Linked DNA regions of Homo sapiens: region 1 is linked to region 2. A link is an interaction called in ENCODE POLR2A ChIA-PET data of the cell type or tissue named here. Cell type or tissue: PC-9. All regions are shown on one strand.

Region 1 (5,000 bases), 190 kb after region 2:
ATGGGTTACCACTGTGGGTCACCACCACATATGCAGTCACCCAAAGAGCAGAGATCTCAAGAAATTTTGTCTTTCACAAATGCAGATGTACAAAAAGGACATCTCGTCATTTACTGAGGAAGTTTCAACATTTTTACGTAGATGCGCAATGCTGATACACAAAATCAACATTGTGATAATGCACTTTCATGGAGTCAAATCTGCAAAAAAAAAAAAAAAAGCATAAAAAGAATTACAACTCTCTTAAAAGTCTCTACACAATTTATACCTCCAGTATTGGAAATGATGCAAAGATGAAATACGTAGCACAGCAAATTATAGCAAATAATGCTGACAATTTAAAATAGTGAAAGAACTGGTCACGCACAGTGGCTCACTCCTGTAATCCCAGCACTTTGGGAGTCTAGGTGGGCAGATCATGAGGTCAGGAGTTCAAGACCAGCCTGACCAACGTGGTAAAACCCTGTCTCTACTAAAAATACAAAATTAGCCAGGCATGGTGGTGCACTCCTGTAATCCCAGCTATTTGGGAAGCTGAGGCAGGAGAATCATTTGAACCCAGGAGGCAGAGGTTGCAGTGAGCCGAGATTGCGCCATTGCACTCCAGCCTGGGTGACAGGGTGAGACTCCGTCTTAAATAAATAATAAAATAAAATAAAATAATGAAAGAAAACTAACCTGTGATTGTGATCTTGGAGATTTTGGACATTAGAGATTTACGTTTAGGGATTTTGATCTTTTGGGATGTCAACATTTAGAATTATGGCATTCAGGATTGTGTCTTTCAGAATTATGATCCAAACCCTTTTAAAACACAGGTGTGACTGGGCTGCTCTTTGTAGATTCCTCCCTTGCTTCCTGTAATCCTCAAGGTAAATCCGGGGTCCTCCAGAAGTTTCACTAAGTGCTTCACAATCCAGCCCAAACTATTTCTTCTGTCCCATTTCTCATGCAGCTCATCTTCCCCTAAACTTTGTCTGCTTTTCCATGATTCCATGGCTTTGCAGGTCTTGTCCTTTCTACCTGTTGTCCTGTTATTTCCCTTTTCCATCTAGGAAGATTATTTATTCAAAACTCAGCTCCAGTATCATCTCCCTGGTGGACTCACTCCGTTCCAAGCATTTAGTTGCTCTCTCTGATGTGTGTCCAAAGCTCTTTGCCAGTTAACCCCATTAGACTGTAAGAGCACAGAGGCCAAAGTCTTTTCCTTATTTTTGCTTATTTTCTCAGCAGCTAGCACAATGCCTGGCAGGTAGTGGGTGTTTGAGGAATATCAGATCAGTTATTAAATTGAAGATTTCTGACTTTTCCCTTCCCCTGTGATGAGAGAGAACAGGAGAAAGACAGCCCCCAAAGCCATGACACTTTGGGGTCAGAAGAGCCCTTCAAGATGATCTGGTCTCTTCTTCCATGTTTGAATTCCCTCCATTAGGACCAATTATCATCCAATCACTGCTTGAATACCTCTTATGAGGGGGAGCTCATTATTCTTCAAAGCAGTACTCTGATTGTTAGAAAATACTTTCTTAAAATGAGCCTAAACTAGCTTTAACTTTCACCAACTGTTCTTGGTTTGGCTCATAGGGGACATACAAGAATCAGCTTCCTCTGCCTGTGTCACCCCTCTCTAAGCCTCCTCTTTCTGCCCCCCTTTTTTCTAAGGTGCTGAGTCTCACTCCCCCTTCTACTGTACTGCTTTATCCCTCTAAAGTCAGTGCAGATGACCTCTCTCTCAATTAATACTCTACTGCTGATGATTCATAATGATGTTTTACATATGTACGCTCTTTATGGTTTACAACGGGCCTTCACATACATTTATTATTATTTTGAGCTCACAAAGAATGGTGCCCAGACCTGCCCTGTCCAAGGTGGCCAAACCAGGACACAGCAGGGTGAGCCTGTCACCACTTTATGAATGCGGCTGGAAGTCACATTAGCTGCTGACTCATACTGACCTTATCAACTAAAACCCCTACCTTGTCTCATTGCTGAGTCATGTCTCTTTCATCCTGTCCTTATGCTGTTTTTTTAGATAGAAATTCAGACTCTTACATTTATTGTTATCCTTACTTCTACTATTTATTGAGTCCCCACTATATACCAGAGGTGGACACTTCAGACATATGTGTATTTTGGCATCTTTTATCACGTGGTTTATTCCTTATTAAAACTGTGGGTGAGCATTATGAGCTCATTTTGCAGGTGGGAAAGCTGAAGTTAAGAAAGGGAAGCAACTTTTGCAAAGTTGAATAGCTTATAAGAGGCCGAATTGTTTTATGACTTCAAAGCCTTGCTTTGTTCTGTTTTGTTTGAATTATAACAGTGTGCCTTTCAAAGGGGAAGGAGGAGCAGAACAGTAGGACTTGAGTGCTTGTTGTATGACTGATGCAGTGATAGGAGCATTGCCTTCATTATCTCCGTTAAGCCCCACAGCAATCTTATGAAAAACACCAGTCATCTATTTGCTATCCACCTGTGTCTCCTGCAAATGGGAACAGCTCAAAGCAGAAGGGTATACTGAGGCTTTCTGCTGAATGGTCCTGCCCCTGAAGACCTTCTTGTCACAGCAGGGGAGGAAGAGGGGAGCTCCAGCTCCCTAGGGGAAGTCGGTGCAGCTGCGTTGCTCTGTAGGATTGAGCCACTGAGTCCCTGGACCTGGTCAGTCCCTGCTTGCACCTTTAAAGACCAGACTAAAAGGAAGGAGGAAATAGATGGCAATAAAATGGTGGACTTCCAATGTCACAGACATGAGGGTTTGCCCCCTCTCTTTGGTCTTGGAAAGAACTGCCCAGCTTTGAGTCCTAAAGGGGAGAGTAAACGAAAGTCTGCTGAAGGCTCTAGGTCAGCATACTGGTGTGAGTTTAAAGCTTTAAGTCCAGGCTGGGCATGGTGGCTCACGCCTGTAATCCCAGCACTTTGGGAGACCAAAGTGGGAGGGTCACTTGAGCCCAGGAGTTTGAGATCAGCCTGGGCAACATAGTGAGACCTCATCTCTAAAAAATATCAGAAAAATGAGCTGAGCATAGTGGTGCATGCCTGTAGTCCTAGCTACTTGGGAGGCTGAGGCAGGAGGATTGCTTGAGCCTAGGAGGGCTGCAGTGAGCCCTGATGGCACCACTGAACTCCAGCCTGGGCAACAGAGTGAGACCCCGTCTCAGAAAAAATAAAAGAAAAAGAAATAAAGTTTTAGTCCAGGTTGGTTCTCCCAAACTATGGAATAGATAGAAACATGTATTAAGTACTTGCTTTCGGCCAGTACTTCATACTGAGTTGCAGGGACCACAAAGAATAAGACACCTGCCCTGAAGAGGTTCAAAAGCTATTGATTGACATGAGATAGAAGTACAGGGTGCTTCCAGCACATGAAGGGTCACCTAGATCAGACAAGGGATGGACTGTCAGAAAAGGCTTCTGCAGGAGATAGCACCTGACCCAAGTTAGGAGGAGTTGGCACTGGAAAAAAGTGGATAAGCATTCTAAGTAGAGGGATCAGAATGAGCAAAAGCAGAGAGGTAAAAGAAAGCATCCATTTTTAGGGGGAATTTGACCCAAGTCAGCATTGCAAGGACATAGAGGTAGGGCCTAGGAGATGAGCCCGAAGAAGGAGGTGGGTGCCACTTCATGGAAGATCAGCTGAAGAGTCTGAACTTGATTATTTTTATTGAGACAGACTCTTGCTCTGTTGCCCAGGCTAGAGTGCAGTGGCACAATCTCAACTTACTATACCTTGGCCTCCCGGGTCCAAGTGATTCTTGTGCCTTAGCCAACTGAGTAGCTGGGATTACAGGTATGTGCCACCATGCTTGGCTAATTTTGTTTACTTTTTGTGCATGGAGGTTGGGTTTCGCTATGTTGGCCAGGCTGGTCTCGAACTCCTGCGCTCAAGCAATCCTCCCGCCTCAGCCTCCCAAAGTGTTGGGATTACAGGTGTGAGCCATTGCACCTGGCCTGAGCTTGATTTTTTTTTTACATTTCTATTATTATTATTATTTTTAATTTTATTATTATTATACTTTAAGTTTTAGGGTACATGCGCACAGTGTGCAGGTTTGTTACATATGTATACATGTGCCATGTTGGTGTGCTGCACCCGTTAACTCGTCATTTAGCATTAGGTATATCTCCTAATGCTATCCCTCCCTTCTCCCTGAACTTGATTCTTTAGTCAATTCAAATTACGATTGCATCTAAATACCAAATATCACTTCTTCACTGCTGGACTTTGACAAAGCATTGGCATTTAATCTGGTTTGGAGATGTTAATGGCCTTTCAGCCCATTGTTCTTTCCTTAGATTTGGGGATTATCAAGTATCAGAATGAGGTGGTCATTCCTTTATCATCACTGCCATCATCATCATCATGGTTGCCATCATAATAGCCGAATTATGAAACCTAGAATTGTATATGGAAGAGAAAGGTGATCCTCCAGTTCGTTAACCTCAAGTCTGTGATACATCAAAGCACACCCATTAGAAAATAGTCAAATCATTACGTCTCTAGTCATTTGTTATCTGATACGGACAGACATTTAAAGATTGGAGAGAACTAAAACAACAAAGAACATACCTGGAACAGAAATTTACTAAATGTTTTTAAGCTCTTCAAGTGGAGATGCTATTTAGAGCGGGAAAGGGGGAGCTATTGAGTTGTCCAGACTCGTTGTGACCAGGGAGCAAGTTACTGCTAATCTCCGTAGGAGGAGTAAAGCTTTCTGGCTTCATCGGGGGTAGGGGCTGGGAACTGGGGGAACAACTTCATTACATTTCCTTCTGTGTGAGGAGGGGCTTCAGGAGGCAGCTTCTTCTTTTTTTTTTTTTTTTTTTTTTTGAGACAGAGTCTCACTCGGTCACCCAGGCTGGAGTGCAGTGGCACGATTTCAGCTCACCGCAACCTCTGCCTCCCTGGGTTCAGCGATTCTCCTGTCTCACCCTCCCAAGTGGCTGGGATTATAGGCACATGTCACCATGCCCAGCTGATTTTTGTATTTTTAGTAGAA
Region 2 (5,000 bases):
TTTATAACTTACCCTCAGAAGTCGTACATTATCTCTTCCACTGTATTCTATTAGCTATACAGGAATATCTTTGATTCAGTGCAGGAGGGGAACTACCAAGGGTGTGAATAGCAGGAGTTAAGAATCATTGAGGTCATCTTGGAGGCCAGCTACTATAGCACTCCTTAAAGGAACAAGTGGCAGTAGCAGGAGAATGGAGGAAAGAAGAGAACAGAGAAAGGAAGGACGGGAGAAGGAAATATTTTGATTCCCAAAAGCTGAGACTAGAGAGAAACAATGTACCCAGTTCTCTCCAGAGACTTCTCAGGTCTACCTTACACTAGCATACCTGAAACAAGTCCTGCTTCCTAGACAGGAACTCTAAATGAGTAGCTAAAAGACAGGAAGGCATGAGAAAGCTCCTTTGTGTCCCAGGAAGCAAAACTATCCTCCCTCCCTCCTTGCCCCCCCCACCTTTTCTAAAGCAATGATGGAACAGTTACCTGAGGATGAATCTGTGGCTTGTCGCACGTGGCCTCAAAGTCCAGCACTAAAAAGTAGTGATACCTCTGGGGAGGGAAGGACACCATTGCCGCCATGGATGCGCCAAAGCCGTGGGCCGCCAGCTTTCTGGTGGATATGGAGCAGAACTCCGGAACACCACAGGGAGAAAATAAGTGGGAGCCCAGCACTTTTCTTGCTCTTGAAAGTAAATACGAAGAAAATCGAGCTGCTCCAGTCTGTAAAGGTGCTAGCATTGAACATCCAGAAGCATCTAAAACTTAGGGGAGGAAAGTTTAAAAAAAAAAAAAAAAAAGAAAAGAAAGAAAAAAAAAAAAAGAACAGAGAGCCTGGGTTACTCCCTCCCACTGTGGCCCTGTTCCATCTAGTCTTCAGGAATATCCACGCAACATGGGCCACTCCCCAGTGTTTCTGGGCCCCTTTTCTAAATCATAGTATTCGTTACTAAAGTTCAAGACCCTAATAGCAGCACCTGCAGCATTATTACAGCTCTGAGTCTCCCAGATCATTCTCAAAACAACATGCAACACTGGCCTGCATCTTTAAATGGAGCTCTAAAGTTCAAAAGAGAGAAGAGAGAAAAATTGTGCAGTCACTTCTCAGGTGGCAACAGTTAACATTAAAGCTATGGGTCCAAAGTAACGTGAGGTGACCCTGTTGTACAATGAGTCCTGGAAGCTAAGTAGACTCAGACAAGCAGCAGAAAATGTCCAAGGTTCTTTTCTCAGCTCCACTAGGAGCCATTTGCCCCTGGCTTTCCAGTCTGTATCTTGATGTCTCCACATACCCTCCTCCCCTCTCCCAAGGTGAAGGCAAACAAAGCGAATCACAGGGGTTTGCTCTGACATTCTGGTGATCCCCCAACCCCCACACTAGTAAGTGGCACCCTGGGGGAATGAACAGTGCCTGGAGAGCACAGCTGGCTGCAGCCTTAGGCCTTCTCATTTGCTGCCTTAGACTCGGTCTCTACTCGAGGCCCTGAATGACTGCGGGACTTTTTAAATAGGGAAGAAAAAGAAAACCCAGATGTGGCAGTAATAGGAACATGGCTAAAAGTCTAGTAAAGTTTTCTGAGTGAACATGTGCAAAAAAAAAAAAAAAAAAATCAAATCACTTTTCCTTTAAGTTTTCCCCTTAAATTTGCAGAATGCCTGCTCCTCAGAGGCCTAACTAAATACAAAAATCAAAGCCTAAGTTTTACTCACGAATAACTCAAACTTCCTTAAAAAGAAAAAAGGAACAAAGCAGAAATGTTGTCTTTCTCCCTTTAATACTCAACATTCAAATTTCTCTCAACTTTAATCCTCAAATAAGAAATCTCACTGTACAATACAGTAATGGCCATAGTTTGTGCTTTCCGAAGCCTCATTCCAACACAACCAAAGGCTTGCCTCTGATGGCTGCAAGTGGGCACCTGGCTCCCTTCACATAGGGTAGAGGGATAGCACCCTGTGAAGTCCAGCGCGTACTCAAAGGCAATGAGGCCACTACCACCTGAACAGAAGCAGATAATGCCAAGTATGGCTGTCTTCCCATCTCTCTCCTGACTCACTGAATGAGCTACAGTAACTTGCCTATATATATAGTAGGATATACGCTAGTGTAGGTCCTCAATTTCCCTATCCCTATAATGAGATTTCAGGGGGATTCAGTGGAGCTAAGACCAAAAAATATTTTAAGTTCTTCATGGATCCTGCACAAGCACAGCACTTGTTTTCACCACTGCTTTATAGCCTCACCAAAAATACAGCCAAAACTCAGCCCAGGTAGACAAACGCTGGCTTGAGTTTCAATATGGAGTCTCCTGGAAGGGCAAGAGGGCCAATATCCCTTTGAAAGCCAGAATCTTCTCATCGCCTATTCCTGAATAGTACTGGAAGCCTTAATGAGATGGAAGACACCAGTCTGCTCAAATTACCCATTCTAGTTTGGATCCAAAGTCCCTCAAGGACTTAGACTCTTCTCTAACCCCATAAAAAAGTGTAAAGACTTCTGAAAGTCCTAATGTTCTACAGTGTGCACAGAATATGCGTAGTATATACAGTCAGTCAATCCTGTCTACCAAATACTATAAGCAATTAAGCATGATGAGTAAGGAGGGCTTCCAAGTTTGAATCCTAGCTTTACCACTTACTACCCATGGCACCTTGGGCATGCTGTGTTCTTCAATTCCTCATCTGTAAAATGACAATAACAATAGCACCTACTCCTTAAGTGAGAACAAAATGAGACAACACATGTAAAGCACTAAGACCAGTGCCTGGCATATAACAGCCTAATATATATTATCCTAATGTTATTACTACTATCCTATTGGGCTATGCCCACCTGGCCAAGCCTGGATCCCCAGATTCTGGGCCTACAAATCCAATTAATTCATAAGGCAGCCTCAGAGAGTAATATCGATGTCTTCTGCAACCCTAAAATGCTCCAGACCTCTGACAGAGCATACTATATATACCCTATTCTGATGGCCAGTGGTCCTCTTGCCTGCAGGCCTTGCTTTCTCACCTGATTTCATCTACATCAAAAAGCTTCTTTTGGCCAAGCACAGTGACTGCACCTGTAATCCCAGCACTGTGGGAGGCTGAGGCAGAAGTATTGCTTGAGCCCAGGAGTTCGAAACCAGCCTGGGAAACATAGTGAGACCCAATCTCTACAAAAAATAAATTAAAAATTAGCCAGGCGGGGTGCTGCATGCCTGTAGTCCCAGCTACTTGGTAGGCTGAAGTAGGAAGATCACTTGAGCCCAGGAGGTTGAGGCTACAGTGAGCTGTGATGGAGCCACTGCACTCCAGTCTGGGTGACAGAGCAAGACCATAATTCAAAAACAAAACAAAACAAAACAAAACAAAAAAACTTCTCTCGTAGGAAGTCTTGAGAGTAGACATTAGGAGGTCAGGCCTCCACATATCAGCAGTTACTGGATTCCACACTTCCCTTACTTCTAACAACCAAGCTCAGTTCAAGTCAAGAAACAGAGGGTAGCTCTTCCTCTTCCCTTCCTGAAAAACTCAATCCTAAAGCCATTAGGTGCAGCAGAAGAGGGCAGATATCTACAACGGGTGGAGTAGGGTGAGCCAGAGAGGTCTGGGGGACACTGTCAGAGCCCAGGCAGGGTGAGGAAGACATCCTTGCAGAAGTGGGAAGGTGTGGTGCAGCATGTCAGAGCCGAGGGGGATGTGGAGAGCATCCATGTCGGCTGGCAGTCTGATGTGGGGTGACACACGCAGGGTAAAAGAGGCACTCATGAAGGGTAAAGGGCAGTGGCAGTAATGAGGATTAGCTACCTACAGAGGAACTGATCAAAGAAGTGCATATATTAAGCATAATGGGACCCAGGTTTCTCACTGTTAAGAGAAAGGAGTTAAAATATGGAAAGGGAGAAAATCTGTGGTGTTGGATTGGAATTGGCAGGAAGAATGTGAACTCATGGTTTCTGATTAGATGTGTATCAGATAGATAGATGGATACACACACACACACAAATATACACACATATGCATATATATTTTCTAGCTCTATTTAAGGAAGAGCCAGGGAGCAGTAACAATGGCAATGAGCACACCTAGCACTCCATTGCCTTCTTGTTTTTTTTTTGAAGACAGGGTCTTGCTCTGTTGCCCAGGCTGCAGTGCAGCGGCACAATCATAGCTCACTGCAGCCTCGAACTCCCACGCTCAAGCAATCTTCCCACTTCAGCCTCCCAAGTAGCTTGGACCACAGGCATGTGCCACCACATCCAGCTAATATATATATATATATATATATATATATATATATATATATATATATTTTTTTTTTTTTTTTTTTTTTTTTTTTTTTGTAGAGATAAGAGTCTCACTACGTTGCCCAGGCTGGTCTTAAATTCCTAGGCTCAAATGTTCTTCCCACCTTGGCATCCCAAAGTGCTGGGATTACAGGCATGGGCCACAGCACCCAGCCCCAGTTGCCTTCTAAATACCATTCCCCACTAAAAGAAACAGAGGTCCTTAGAGAAATGGCTGATTCCAGGGATGCAGCAAGAGAAATACAAGATGAGCGCATAACATCTTGTATCAGAAAGCAAGGAAACACCCAAATAATGATGGGAACATACCAAAAGGATACAGAAGCCACCCACTGGCCAAGAAACAATGATAGTAATGGATTATAATGCACTGAATAGAAAACCATGAGTCCATAAAGATATAAATCAATAAAATTAAACTTTGATGTGAGATATTTACATAGTTTCAAAGTATCACCCCACAAAATACTTATTAATTACAACTAGTAGTAATTTTATGATGGAGAAGCCTGGCAGACATCACCTTAATCAAGTGATCAAAGTGAACATTATCAATAATGGGATAAATCAAAATCACACGACGAGAAGAACAAAGCATCATTTCTGTTATATTCCTGAAGCTACACAACCTAAATCTAATCATGAGAAAATGTCACACAAACCCTAATTGAGAGACAATCTAAACAATAACCAGCCTGTAATCTTCAAA

The links. Peaks named below come from ENCODE experiments on the same cell type or tissue, not always from the same donor. Only the 100,000 strongest peaks of a DNase experiment are listed, where the experiment ranks them.
Region 1: POLR2A ChIA-PET joins it to region 2 with 5 read pairs; 3 of 35 experiments call an interaction of 5 or more read pairs at or near these places.

The regions. Positions count from the first base shown.
Region 1 is chr1:44,530,328-44,535,327 of GRCh38, forward strand. The region is part of intron 2 of RNF220 (ring finger protein 220); the gene reads left to right. Among named protein-coding and RNA genes, the nearest start is that of MIR5584, 13 kb to the right of the region's middle. In PC-9, no CTCF peak of the experiment used is centred here; a DNase peak (open chromatin) is centred at 1,924; H3K27ac peaks cover 2,143 bases.
Region 2 is chr1:44,338,563-44,343,562 of GRCh38, forward strand. It overlaps ERI3 (ERI1 exoribonuclease family member 3), which reads right to left. Exons shown (of 9, transcript NM_024066.3): 3 at 483-760. Among named protein-coding and RNA genes, the nearest start is that of ERI3, 14 kb to the right of the region's middle. RefSeq lists an enhancer at 1,099-1,600. In PC-9, no CTCF peak of the experiment used is centred here; no DNase peak of the experiment used is centred here.